Linked DNA regions of Homo sapiens: region 1 is linked to region 2. A link is a contact called in ENCODE Hi-C or POLR2A ChIA-PET data. All regions are on one chromosome and are shown on one strand. The core of a region is the stretch at or near the end of the contact, and the rest is flanking DNA. Distances in the headings are between cores, read along the strand shown.

Evidence for each region. Hi-C counts contacts between places; a loop is a spot of excess contacts on that map. ChIA-PET counts read pairs that join two places held with the same protein, here RNA polymerase II (POLR2A). Pooled maps may share reads with other maps.
Region 1: a pooled map shows a loop between it and region 2 (3-fold over the local background). The contact joins two enhancer-like sites. A Hi-C loop is called at or near these places in 9 of 50 pooled maps. POLR2A ChIA-PET finds 5 or more read pairs at or near these places in 11 of 52 experiments (A673, B cell, CD4-positive, alpha-beta T cell and 8 more).

What each region holds. Positions count from the first base shown.
Region 1 is chr20:4,034,910-4,041,008 of GRCh38, forward strand. No RefSeq gene overlaps it. Among named protein-coding and RNA genes, the nearest start is that of RNF24, 22 kb to the left of the region's middle. RefSeq lists an enhancer at 3,035-3,084. Within about 2 kb of position 3,307, at least 14 of the 41 ENCODE cell types and tissues checked have a DNase peak (open chromatin) inside an H3K27ac peak, as active enhancers do.
Region 2 is chr20:3,986,023-3,993,035 of GRCh38, forward strand. The region is part of intron 1 of RNF24 (ring finger protein 24); the gene reads right to left. Among named protein-coding and RNA genes, the nearest start is that of RNF24, 26 kb to the right of the region's middle. Within about 2 kb of position 3,614, at least 4 of the 41 ENCODE cell types and tissues checked have a DNase peak (open chromatin) inside an H3K27ac peak, as active enhancers do.

The sequences.
Region 1 (6,099 bases), core at 2,057-4,556, 49 kb after region 2:
AATGGAGTCTCCTATGTCTACTTCTTTCTACACAGACACAGTAACAATCTGATCTCTCTTTCTTTTCCCCACAATGTGGTTTTGGGCGACTGTAGTCCCGGCTACTTGGGAGACTGAGGCAGGAGAATTGCTTGAACCTGGGAGGCAGAGGTTGCTGTGAGCCGAGATTGTGCCACTGCACTACAGCCTGGGCGAAAAAAGCAAAACTCCGTCTCAAAAAAAAAAAACAAAACACTTGTGATTTGGGGGTTTTGTGGAAATTTAATTACGATGAAAAATCTGTATCTTTTTTGTAATGTTGGCATACTTGGGTAATTTTGTGGCAAATATATTTCCCAGTGGACCTTTTGTTGGTGGCACTAACTGCAAGGTTGCTGGGAAAGTGGAGTCTGTTTGGTGGATGAGCTCTGACTGCCGTTTTGGAACCTCACCTCTACTCATGCTGTCTCAAGTCCTTGTCTCATTCTCCAGCTCTCAGTTCAAATAAAGTTATTTCTCCTGGGAAAAAAAGTTCCGTGAAACGCACACTGGATGACAGTGCTGAAGTTGGGTGCCCTGGGAAGTCCTCAGGACACCCCTGCATGAAGGCTGCCCCAGGAGAGCAGCGCAAGGTTGTGGAGGTCTCAAAGCTCTGAAGAACCTGCCTACCGAAGACAGGAGTGCCCACAAAACAGTTGGCCCATGGGCTCCCCAAGACCTACGTGTACCTCGGAGGCATTTGGCAGAAGATTCTTTGTGAACAAAAATCTCTGCCCACTAGGAGGCAGGAGTGTGTGTGTGTGTGTGTGTGTGTGTGTGTGTTGAAACCAGAACTCCACCTTATGTGTTCATTGTGGAATTTGAAAATGGAAGCCTAAAGTTGAAAATTAAAATCACCCGTGATAGCTGTAAAAAAAAAAAAAAAAAAAAAAAAAATCGTAAATGAGTTCTTACTTTGGAAGCATATATACTAAAGTTGGAATGAAACAGAGAAGATTAGTTACTGATTTCATTTTTCAATAAGTTTAGATTTATTATGTTGGTTTCCCAATTTAAAAAATTGACTTCTTAAAAAATCATAAATGAGTGTTGGATTTTGTGAAATGCTTTATTCTGTATCAATTGATATGATTATAGGATTATTATTTTTTAGCCTATTGATATAGCACTGTAATAAAAGTTATGTGAATATCCTCTCTCTCTGTCTCTCTCAAAATATCTTACTTTGGCTGGGAGCAGTGGCTCACACCTGTAATCCCAGCATTTTGGAAGGCCGAGGCAGGTGGACTGCTTTGAGCTCAGGAGTTCAAGACCAGCCTGGGCAACTTGCTGGTTGCCCAGCAAACTTGTTTCTACAAAAAATACAAAAAAAAAAAAAATTAGCTGGGCAATCATGCCTGTAGTCCCAGCTACTTGGGAAGCTGAGGCTGGAGGCCAGTTCCTGAGAAGTCTTTTCTTTCCTCCATCTCTTCTCTTGGTCTCTGTGTTGTGCTAAGTCAAGGATAGCTTCCTCCTTTGACAGATTATCTTTGACTTTGCCCATCAGGTGAGAGGGCACTATCAGCCACAGGACCACTCTCTCGTTTACTCATCGGGGAGATGTTCTGCTCCCTGTGGTGTGGGTGTGGACGCTTTACTCTGGAATCCCTTCCAGTGGACGTTAAGCATCCCCCTCAGGGCTTGGAGAGGACCAATGAACAAGGGAAGCAGGGCAGGCAAAGAGTCTGAGGCAGGCGGCTGATGAACCAGGTCTTCCCCTGAGTGATGCTGGGAAAAGAAGCACGTTGACTAAGCACCTGTGATGTGCCATACACTTTCATATGTGTTAATTAATCCCGTAGTGACCCTGTGAGGTAGGTATAATGATCATCCCCATTTACAAATGAGGAAACTGCAGTGTAAAAGAATTTAAAACTAGGTTTAAAAATGAGGGAAATAGAAAAGCACCATTAGGCAAACCTATAGTAATAATGGTTGCAGTAAGATTCACTGATAGTTGCTAAAAGTATTTTTATTAATTATAAAGGAAAAAATGGCTGGGTGTAGTGGCTTATGCCTGTAATTCTAGCACATGGGGAGGCTGAGATGGGAGGATTGCTTGAGATCAGGAGTTTGAGACCAGCCTGGTCAATAGAGTGAGACTTCATCTCTATTGTTATAAAGAATAAAACAAAATTTAAAATAAATAAATTTTAAAAACGTTTTAAGAAGGAAAAAATATAAAAGTGGAGAAATCCGGTAAATACCACCCTAATCAAGTGATCAAGGTTAGTATTACTAGTAATAATTGATACTGACATTAGGTACTCCCTGATGTGATGCCTTGAGTTGAGCACAGTATCATCTCTTACATCAATCTCATCATGATAAAACACTAGACAAACCCAGACTGAGATGGGGTTCCACAGACTCCTACTCAGGTGTCAGAATTAGAACCCAGAGCCCATCATCTTTCCACTCTGGGCAGGAAAGGTATGGAGGCCAAGGGTAGGGGGATGCCTCCTTTCTGGAGGGAGGCACTGCTGACTGAACGTGTACCCACCTCAGTACGTGGGACTCATGACTACAGTGTGCTCTGTAACTAGAAACTACATCTCTTTGCCTGAGGGCATTCTCCAAAGCACAAAGGTGGTTCTGTCTGTGCTGGCCTTCCCACTCCTTTTTTTTTTTTTTTTTTTGAGATGGAGTCTTGCTCTGTCGCCCAGGCTGGAGTGCAGTGGCATGATCTCGGCTCACTGCAACCTCCGCCTCCCGGGTTCAAGTGATTCCCCTGCCTCATCCTCCCGAGTAGCTGGGGACTACAGGCATGTGCCACAATGCCCGACTAATTTTTGTATTTTTTGGCGGAGACTGGGTTTCACCATGTTGCCCAGGTTGGTCTTGAACTGACCTCAAGTGATCCGCCCGCCTTGGCTGGTATTACAGGCTCTTGAGATTCTTAAACACATCACATCATAAAGTCCCTTGTGCCATGTGAGGTAATATACTCACAGCTTCTGGAGATTAGGATGTGGGCATCTTGAAGGGTATCATTATTCTGTCCACCACATGCCCATGGTCCAGGGTTCAGAATAAAAGGGGCTCTGAGTTGGCAACATCTGCCCAGAGGAAGCCAGTGCTGTGAGAAGGGGAAGGTGGTACAAGGGGCTATAAACTAAAATGCAGAAATACAGAGGAAGACATATTTCAGTGGTTACATAGCATGTGGTGTGTGTATGCGTGACTGTGTGTGTTTGTGTGCATGTGCGTGTGTGTCTGGGGGAAGGAGGTAGAGGAAGTGAGATGATGGTGACAGTGACAGCAGCTTGGAGAAGACAGGGGGGTGGGTCTACTTCTGAGGAAGTCCTTGGCTGAGGTAGGGCCGCAGAGAGGCAGGGTGAGGGTGGAGCCTGTGGTTTCAGAGAGGAGTTTTAATGGCTGCCAAGAATGTGCACATGAAGCCGAAAGGGAGTGCGGCCTGGAGCTGCAGTCAGCCCAGAGGGCGGGTGGAGCCTGTCCCAGGGCACTAGGATCGCAGAGAACGACAGGAGGGAGCAGGGCTCTGTGAGCAGGGAGAGGAAAAAGAGAGAAACTAGGTTTGTGATGGAAAATGGGCTATGGTTTCATAATTGGAAGTGCCTGTGGGCAATGAGTATAAATGGAGGGTTTGGTAACACTTGGGGAAAAATTATTAATTTGGAACTTCTATAAAGCCTTTTGTCTCCTATTAAAAATCCTGTGGGTACCAAGTGAATTTCATCATTTAATTCTCTCAATAAACAATGAACTGCTACTTTGCATGGGACAACATTCTCTGGAGATGCATACAGTGAACAAACAAGGTGAATGAATGGACTCAGGGAATTAGGTGTCACAGGCATAGAAAGGCAAGGAGATGAAGGAGTAAGTCAGCAAGAGGATGATGGAGGCAGAATCAGCTTTCCCCAGCAGGGGATGACACGGGGTTTTCGATATCACCTGCCCGGGGAGGCTTGCCCATTTCCACTCTCCAGCCCACCTGCCCAGGGGATAGGCTTTGAAATGTATATTCCCTACTGTCCGCCTCCTTGGAGCCATTCCTTCATTTCTTCCTTCCTCCTCTTCCTCTCCCCTTGTCTTCCTTTGCCTTGGAGCTTGGGAGGCTCCAGGCAAGAAGAGGGGGACTGCGGCATCTTTCTCTTGCTTCCCTCTCTTCTTTCTACCCTTTGGATCCCATTCAAAACAGATAAATAGAGGTCCACTGTGGGCCTGGAATCATGCAGGGGTTACAAGACGGGGGACTCCCATGACCAAGCGTGATTCTCCAGCAAGGGGATTTCTGGGAGCCCTTAGCAGCTGACACATGCAGCAGCTGGGCCAGGGGTGGACCAGCCTGTTAAGGGGATCTGTGTGGGGCACCAGTATCCTCTACTATAGCAAGGATGTGGAGTAGCAGATAATCTCACACCCTGCTATAGATTGGAATAAAACTTTAGAAAGCAATTTGCTAATATTGTATAGAGAGGAAGACACACATGGCCTGTGACCCAGCAATTCCACTTCCAGTCACATACCCAAGAGAAACTTTGCATGTGCATGAGGAGACAAGGAATGTTCATTGCAGCATAATTTGAAAAAACAAAAGCTGGAAATAAATGAAATGTGCATCTTATAGGAAGTTGGATCTATTCACGTAATGGAATACAGCAGGTAAAATAAACAAGATTTATGAGTATCATCAGAGATAACTCTAAAAGCATGATGTTGAGTGAAAAAAGCATGCTACCAAATGATATATATAATGTTGCCATTTATTTATGTATTATTTATTTATTTATTTTTGAGACTGAGTCTTGCTCTGTCGCCCAGGCTGGAGTGCAGTGGCATGATCTCGGCTCACTGCAATCTCCGCCTCCCAGGTTCAAGTGATTCTCCTGCCTCAGCCTCCTAAGTAGCTGGGACTACAGGCGTGCACCACCATGCCCGGCTAATTTTTGTATTTTTAGTAGAGACAGGGTTTCACTATGTTGGCCAGGCTGGTCTTAAACTCCCGACCTCAAGTGATCAACCTGCCTTGGCCCCCTAAGCTGCTGGATTACAAGCTTGAGCCACCGTGCCGGGCCTAATGTTGCCATTTATATAAAGTTTAAAGACACGCAAAACAATACGTTTACATATATATGTGTATATATGTATATATGCATTTATGTATGTATATATCTGTGTATATATAGTAAACATATATGTATGTAACATAGTAAACATATATACACACATACACAAACACACACATATATAGTAAAAGTGTAACAGCATGCTTGGGAATGCTAATACTCAATATAGAGTAGTGGGACTTGCAGCCAGATTGCTTGGATTTGCATCCTAGTTCCTTTTCTTACTAGCTGTATAATCTTGGAGAAGTTATTTAACCTCTGCAGGCCTCAGCTTGCTTATGTGTTAAATGGGAAATGCCAATTGTATCAGCCAGCAATTGCTGCCCTAATGCTGTGTAACAAACAACCCCTAAGCTCAGTGGCTTTCAACCACAAGCAGTTATTTTCTATCCACAAGCCTGTGAGTTGGCTGTGGCTCTGCTGGACTGGGCTCCAGGAAGTGGCTTAGGTTCATGTCTGCTCCACGTGTCTCCACCAGCAACTATCCAGGGCTTGTTCTTTTCAGGGCAGAGGTCACATGCATGGGTGGCTGCTGAAAGCACATGATGCCTTCTTGAGTCTTTGGCCCAGAACTGGCATATTGCTTCCACCCACATTCCAGTGGGGTAGGGAAAGTATACACCACCCACAGTGATCCAGAGCAAGGGCAGCAGGAGAAGGAGGTACTGGGAGCAAGTAATGGTGCAATAGTGCCTACCTGCTTTGTTTGAAGCATTAAATGAGTTAATGTGTGTCAGGTGCCTGGCACATAGTAGGTGCTATATTCTTACTAATCAGGAGAATGATGAACTCTGGGAGAAAGAGGAAATTTAACTTATCCATTAAATTTCTTTTTTAAAAACAAAGATCATAAAAAGAAAAAGAGGGAAAAATATTTGCTTTCAGAAGAGAAAGCGAGAGAGAGAGAGAGGACACGAATGCTGCAGACTGAACCACAGGGAGCATTGGCATTCAGGAAAAAGAGGAAAATGGAAGACTTAATTGTAGA
Region 2 (7,013 bases), core at 2,364-4,863:
GATTACAAGCGTGAGCCACCATGCCTGGCCATTTTCTCTATTTTTATGTAATGATGAAATCTATTTTCAATGTAAATCATTCTATTAGATCTTTATGAGACTTCACTTTGAGGGCAAAGAAGAATTTGACGTCTCATGTTCCCTTTGTTTTTTAACTGTTCTTTTCACAGGTATGGATTTAATTCTTTTCTTTCTTCCTTCCCTTTCCTCCTTCCTTCCTTTTCCTCCTTGCCTCCTTCCTCCCTTCCTCCCTCCCTCCTCACTCTGTCGCTTGGATTGGGTGCAGTAGTGCAATCATACCTCACTGCAGCCTCGACCTCCTGAGCTCAAGGGATCCTCCTGCCTCAGCTTCCCGAGTGGCTGGGACTACAGGCACATGTCACCATACTCAGCTATTTTTTGAATTTATTTTTTGTAGAGATGGGGTTTAACCATGTTGCCCAGGTTGGTCTTGAACTCCTGGCCTCAAGTGATCCCCCCTGCCTTGGCCTCCCAAAGTGTTGGGATCAGAGGCATGAGCCACCATGCCCAGCGCCTTTCTTCTTCTGTTTTTGTGCCTTAGATTCAGTAGAACTCAAATTCCCTCCTGACATCTATATCCCAGGCATGAGTGTGCATGCAGTATAATTTTTTTTTTTTTTTTGAGACAGAGTCTCACTTTGTCACCCAGGCTAGAGTGCAGTGGCACAATCTAGGCTCACTGCAGCCTTGGCCTCTCGGGTTCAAGCAAATTTTCCTGCCTTAGCCTCCCAAGTAGCTGGGACTACAGGCACGTGCCACCATGCCCAGCTAATTTTTTTGCATTTTTAGTAGAGATGGGGTTTCGCCATGTTAGCCAGGATGGTCTTGATCTCCTGATCTCGTGATCCGCCCACCTTGGCCTTTTTTTTCTTTTTTTTAAAAGAGGCAGAGTCTTGCTGCATCACCCAAGCTGGATTGCAGTAGCATGATCATAGCTCACTGCAGCCTCAAACTCCTAGGGTCAAGGGATCCTCTTACCCTGGCTTCCTAAAGCATTGGGATTACAGGCGTAAGCCACAACTCCCAGCCCTATACTTTTACAAAGAATCTGCTAATCAACATTTAACTATTGACTTCTACATGATTCATTGTTTTTTGATTAATTGATGGCAGCACTCTTAGGAATATGGGTTAGGGGGAAACAACACAGAGTGATGCAGAGACAGAAGGAGGATGAAATAGAAGACAAGTTATAAAGGAAGAAAATACTCTCAGGTTGAAATTTACATCATAATTACACAAAGGCAGTGTGAAAAGAAATACGAAGCAATGAGCGGTTCCCATCTCAACATGAAATAAACTCTAGGGGTAATACCATAACTACTTAATTTTAGAAAAAAGCTGATTTAGTTCCCAAGAAAACATGTTTTTTTCTGCTGTGAGGAAAATCAAAACGCAACAGGACAGCAATACCTCATTTTGGCACTCAAAACTATCCTCTAATTATCTGCAGATGTTTAATTTTAAATCTCTCTCAAGTTTGATGAATGGGCCTGTGAGCCTCTTTACTCAGAGCCAATTTTTAGTCTACATTAAAGACTCATTAGCTCCTGGTTCTATTAGGTCAGCATAACAGATATCTGCAGAGCACAAAACAAATATGATTCTTAAAAATTTGGTGTTTCCATGAAAAGAATCCCATAATAGAGGATTCGATGAGCCACATGAACAGAGGTTCTGAGATTCTCATAATATTTAAAGAGCTCAGCCTCTTCTGTGATTGTACTGGACTCTTGGAAGGGGATGAGTGGGAACATAATTTAAAGAGTTTTCACTGCAGGCAGTAATTTACAGTAAACTAGAGAGTATTCACTCTTAAGAGGCTGGCTAGATATATGAGAAAAACACAAGCAAGCATAGGTAGAGATCATGTAAATTAGGGAAATTAAACAAAAATTTTCCAGATGTATAGGTAACTAATCACATATGTAAGCATCTTCACCTTCAGCAGCAGCAGCAGCTTAAAATAAAAAAAAAAAATTTTTTTTGGTATTTCAGGCTGGGCGTGGTCGCTCATGCCTATAATCCCAGCATTTTGAGAGGCCAAGGTGAGAGGACAGCTTAGGCCCACGAGTTCAAGACCAGACTGGACAACATGGCAAGACTCCGTCTCTACAAAAAAATTTAAAAATTAGCCAGGTGTGATGATATGCACCTGTGATCCCAGATACTCAGGAGGCTGAGGTGAGAAGGTTGCTTGAGCCCAGGAAGTCAATGCTGCAGTGAGCCGTGATCATGCCACTGCACTCCAGCCTGGGTGACAGAGAATGATCTTGTCTCAAAAAAATAAATAAATAAAATAAAAAATAAAAAAAATTGGTGTGTCCAGTAACTGGAATAAACAGCACTTATCATTAATGTTAACCTACTTATTCACTGGAATTAATATAGAGATGGCTCATGAAAAGAAACTCTTTTTTTTTTTTTTTTTTTTGAGACATGGTCTTGCTCTGTAGCCCAGGTTGGAATGCAGAGGTGCAATCACAGATCACTGCAGCCTCAACCTCCTGGGCTCAAGCAATCCTTCTGCCTTAGCCTCCCCAGGAGCTGCAACTATAGGCATGGACCATGAAGTCCAGCTAATTTTTTTATTTTTATAGAGATGGGGTCTTGCTATTTTGCCCAGGCTGGTCTGGAATTCTTGAGCTCAAGGGATTCTCCTGCTTTGACCTCAGAAAGTGCTGGGATTACAAGCGTGAGCCACAGCACCAGGCCCATATGAAATTTTTTGAAAAATATTTTGGATAATAGATTATGTTATTTGAAAATGGCTGTATCTTTTTTAATCCTTCAAGAAAACCAACCTGATTGTAAAGAAGAAATTAAAATGATTATTTGCAGGTGACGGTAAAATAAAAAAGAATCTTATTAAAAGAACAAAAAGAATACTTACTAATAAATACATGCAATCTGTATTAAGAAAATATAAAAGACACAAAAGAAGATGTGAATGACTAAAATACCCTCTTCTTGGTTGTAAAGACGCTAAATATTATAAAGATGTCAATTTTCCTTAAATCTATCAATTTAATGCAGATACAATTCAAAAAAACTGACAGGGTTTGTCTTTTCTGAGAGGACAAGAGTGGTAAAAAGGCTAATTCTAGTTTAAAAGTAAAAATGAAAATGAAAGCACAGCCAGAAATACTCTAAAAAAGAAAAACCTGGCCGGGCACGGTGGCTCACGCCTGTAATCCCAGCACTTTAGGAGGCCGAGGCAGGCGGATCACGAGGTCAGGAGATCAAGACCATCCTGGCTAACATGGTGAAACCCTGTCTCTACTAAAAATACAAAAAATTAGCCAGGCGTGGTGGCGGGCGCCTGTAGTCCCAGGTACTCGGGAGGCTGAGGCAGGAGAATGGCGTGAACCCTGGAGGCGGAGCTTGCAGTGAGCCAAGATTGCACCACTGCACTCCAGCCTGGGTGACAGAGCAAGACTCCATCTCAAAAAAAAAAAATAAAAAAAGAAAAACCTGTGCTGCTGACACTTGAATTGACAGATGAACAGGACAGAATAGAAATACGACAGTTGTTGTTTACCAAATATTTTCAGCTTTCCATCTTCCTTCTGCACACATGTATGACTGTATTTTCCTGCTGTTTTGTTGTGGGTAGAGTCATGTGACTAAAACTTGTCAGCGAGCTGTGAAGGGAACTGATGTATATCTCTTTCAGGCTGAACATTTTACTGATGGTGTGAGAGTCTCCAGGCCCCTCTTTCCCTTAGTCAGGAAAGCTGGTAATGTTCAAGATGGTGGCAACTCCATTAGTTTCTGAGTGAGAAGACACGGAGTAGAGCTCTCAGCCAACTCTTGATGAACATGTACCAAAAGGAAGGAAAATTCTTGTTATAAGCCATTAAGATTTTGAGGTTGTTTGTTACCACAACATAACCTAGCCTACGCTGGCAGATACAAGAAAGTTAAAGAATAGCCCAAATTAATATAGGAATCATAAAGCTGACATTTCCCATTAGAGAGAAAGAGAGAGAGATGGATTATTCACAAATGATATTGGGACAATTAGGTAGCCAGTTGAGAAAAAAAATTAAGATAGCCTTATTCTTTGTATTAAAATATATCTGAGCTGTACCTAAGGTTTAAATATAAAAAATGAAATTATGAAAATATTAAAATATATCAAAGAATTTTAAAAATAATCTCAAAATGGGGAAGGCCTTTCTAAGTAAAACTCAGAAACACCCCCAAAAAAAATCCACAGAAACTTTCTGCTTGGGGGAAAAAAGTACTCTCACACATTATCAGTGGAATTGTGAGTAGAATTATTGGCTTCCACAAGAGCAACTCAGCAAAATTATACATGCACTTACCTATTGACCCAGCAATTCCACATTTAGGAATTTATCTTTCAGATGTACTTGCATGCATACTCAAAGACACATTTGTACCAGGCTCTTCACACAAACTTGTTTATAAAAGCAAAAGGTTGGAAGCAACCTAAATATGTAATTGGTTAAGTCATAGAATATCATCACAATCTAATGTTTTACAGTTGTTAAAGAATGATACCAGGTCAGTCATGGTGGCTCACACCTGTAATCCCAGCACTTTGGGAGGCCAAGGTGGGAGGACTGCTTAAGGCCAGGAGTTAGAGACCAGCCTGGGCCAACACAGTTAAAAAAATAATATATATATACACACACACATATATATATTTTTTAATTAGCTGGGCATGGTGGCACATGCTTTTAGTCCTAGCTACTCAGGAGGCTGAGGTTAGAGGATCATCTGTGACCCAAGGTTCGAGACTACAGCAAGCTATGATCACATCACTGCATCCCAGCCAAGATGACAGAGCAAGATCCTGTCTCTAAAAATTAAAAAAAAAAATGTAGATTTGGCACAGTTCCATGATAACATTGCTAAGTAAAAAACAAAACAAAACAAAAAAACAACACACAGGACAGTGCATGTGGCATATCACCTCTGATATAAAAAGAAAAGAGAAGCTAGCTTTGTATTTGTCTAAAAAGGTCTCTAGAAAAATATATAAAAAACTGGTATCAGTGATTGAGCCTCTGACAGGGCTGGAAGGAGAATGACTTCACTGAATACCTGTTTATAATATCTTTAGTATTTTGCTGCTAGGATATGTTAATGTTACCTATTAAAGAGAATAAAAAATTTAATTGTAAATGGAATTGGAAGAAGCTATTTTTATTTTTATTTATTTTTTAAACAACTTTTTTTTTTTTTTTTTTTTTTGAGATGGAGTCTCGCTCTGCCGCCCAGGCTGGAATGCAGTGGTGCCATCTTGGCTTACTGCAACCTCCGCCTACCTGGTTCAAGTGATTCTCCTGCCTCAGCTTCCCAAGCAGCTTGGGACTACAGGCATGTGCCACCATGCCCAGCTAATTTTTTGTATTTTTAGTAGAGATAGGATTTCACCGTGTTAGCCAGGATGGTCTCGATCTCCTAACCTCATGATCCGCCTGCCTAAGTCTCCCAAAGTACAGGGATTACAGGCGTGAGCCACTGCTCCATGCCTTAAGAAGCTATTTTTAAAGAAAATTGTCCCAGTTGTTTGTAAAGATTCACAGAAATTTAAAAACCTTGATTCTTATTTAAAAGACTTAGTTGAAAATCCTGGCTTTTTCTGGATAAATGTAGTGAGGAAAAATTATCACAAGGATAATTAGATACTTCACAAATATCCTATAGCTATCTGTCTTAAATCAGCATTTGCTTAGATAAGGTAATCATTTAATGATCATTTTAATTATACATTTATAATTATATATAAATTGTTTCTTCTCAGTTGTCTAATATCTCTCGAATGACAGTAAAATAACATGAATAATGCACATTATTGTCTTAATCTAATGAGATTGCCGTTTCATGAATAGAATATGTGTGGCTATATACACACACACACGCACACACACACACACACACACGGAATTTCCATCTATACTTGCTAATACACTACTTTTTACTGAGTTGGAAAATGTACTCCTTGAGCGCAGAATTACATTGATTGTAATCCTCTAATACTACATTGATTACATCCAGTGTAGCAATACAATACTCCTTGAGGATAACAGAGATCTTACTCATTACTTTACCCACTCAATAACAGTTGGCTTTTTAAAGTATTTCTCTTTATTCAAAGGTAAGCACTACTGATGAGCAGCTCTGACTTCACTAGGAAATCTTCCATGTCTTTGATCTCTTTTGGTTTTGGCATTAGACTGACATTTTTGGAGAAAACTCTGATTGAGCTATGTGAGGCTACTTTAGTAAAGCAGTTATATCAACATACAGGAAGAATAATAATTACAATCTGGTTGAAACCACACTGCAGCACTTTACCAGGCAGAATCAGAGCATGAAGCCACATGAAATACGGACTTAGAATAAACTTTAGATGTAAGTTTGTAACACAGATTACAAACTTGGATGTAAAACAAGAAATATAAAATTTCATCACAGGTACCTGGTAGCACTTCAGTATTTTGTCTTTTTTTTTTTTGCTGTTGTTCATTTGTACACTTCAGTATTTTGAATAAGCTCCTTGTTTTCAATTAGTTATAGAATAATTTACTTCTGCAAACAAACTACAAGGTTGTAAGTCTCGTACAATTGGTAGACTGGACATTGTATCTCTCTAGGGTCTCCCTTGAAAATAGCTCCATGGATTCCATTAATGACTTTGGCTTTAAATTTCATGGAAACTGACAGATTTGGGATTTTCATATTTGAAATTCTCTTCCTAGTGTCATAATTTCCAAAGCAAAAAGGCTAGACATTGGCTTAAATAAGTCAAAATAATATGCAAGTAAATCTTTGTATTAAATAGACTACAGTGTTCAGCTTACTACTTTGTTTCTTTGTCATATTGGTTTAGGTTCAAATGGATTGTTAATAATAAAAATGTTATAAGCACAATTTTAAATATATCATCTATGGATTTTGATTACATCCAATGTAGCAATACAATTAATCTAGGAAAAATTACCTAAAAAGAGTTA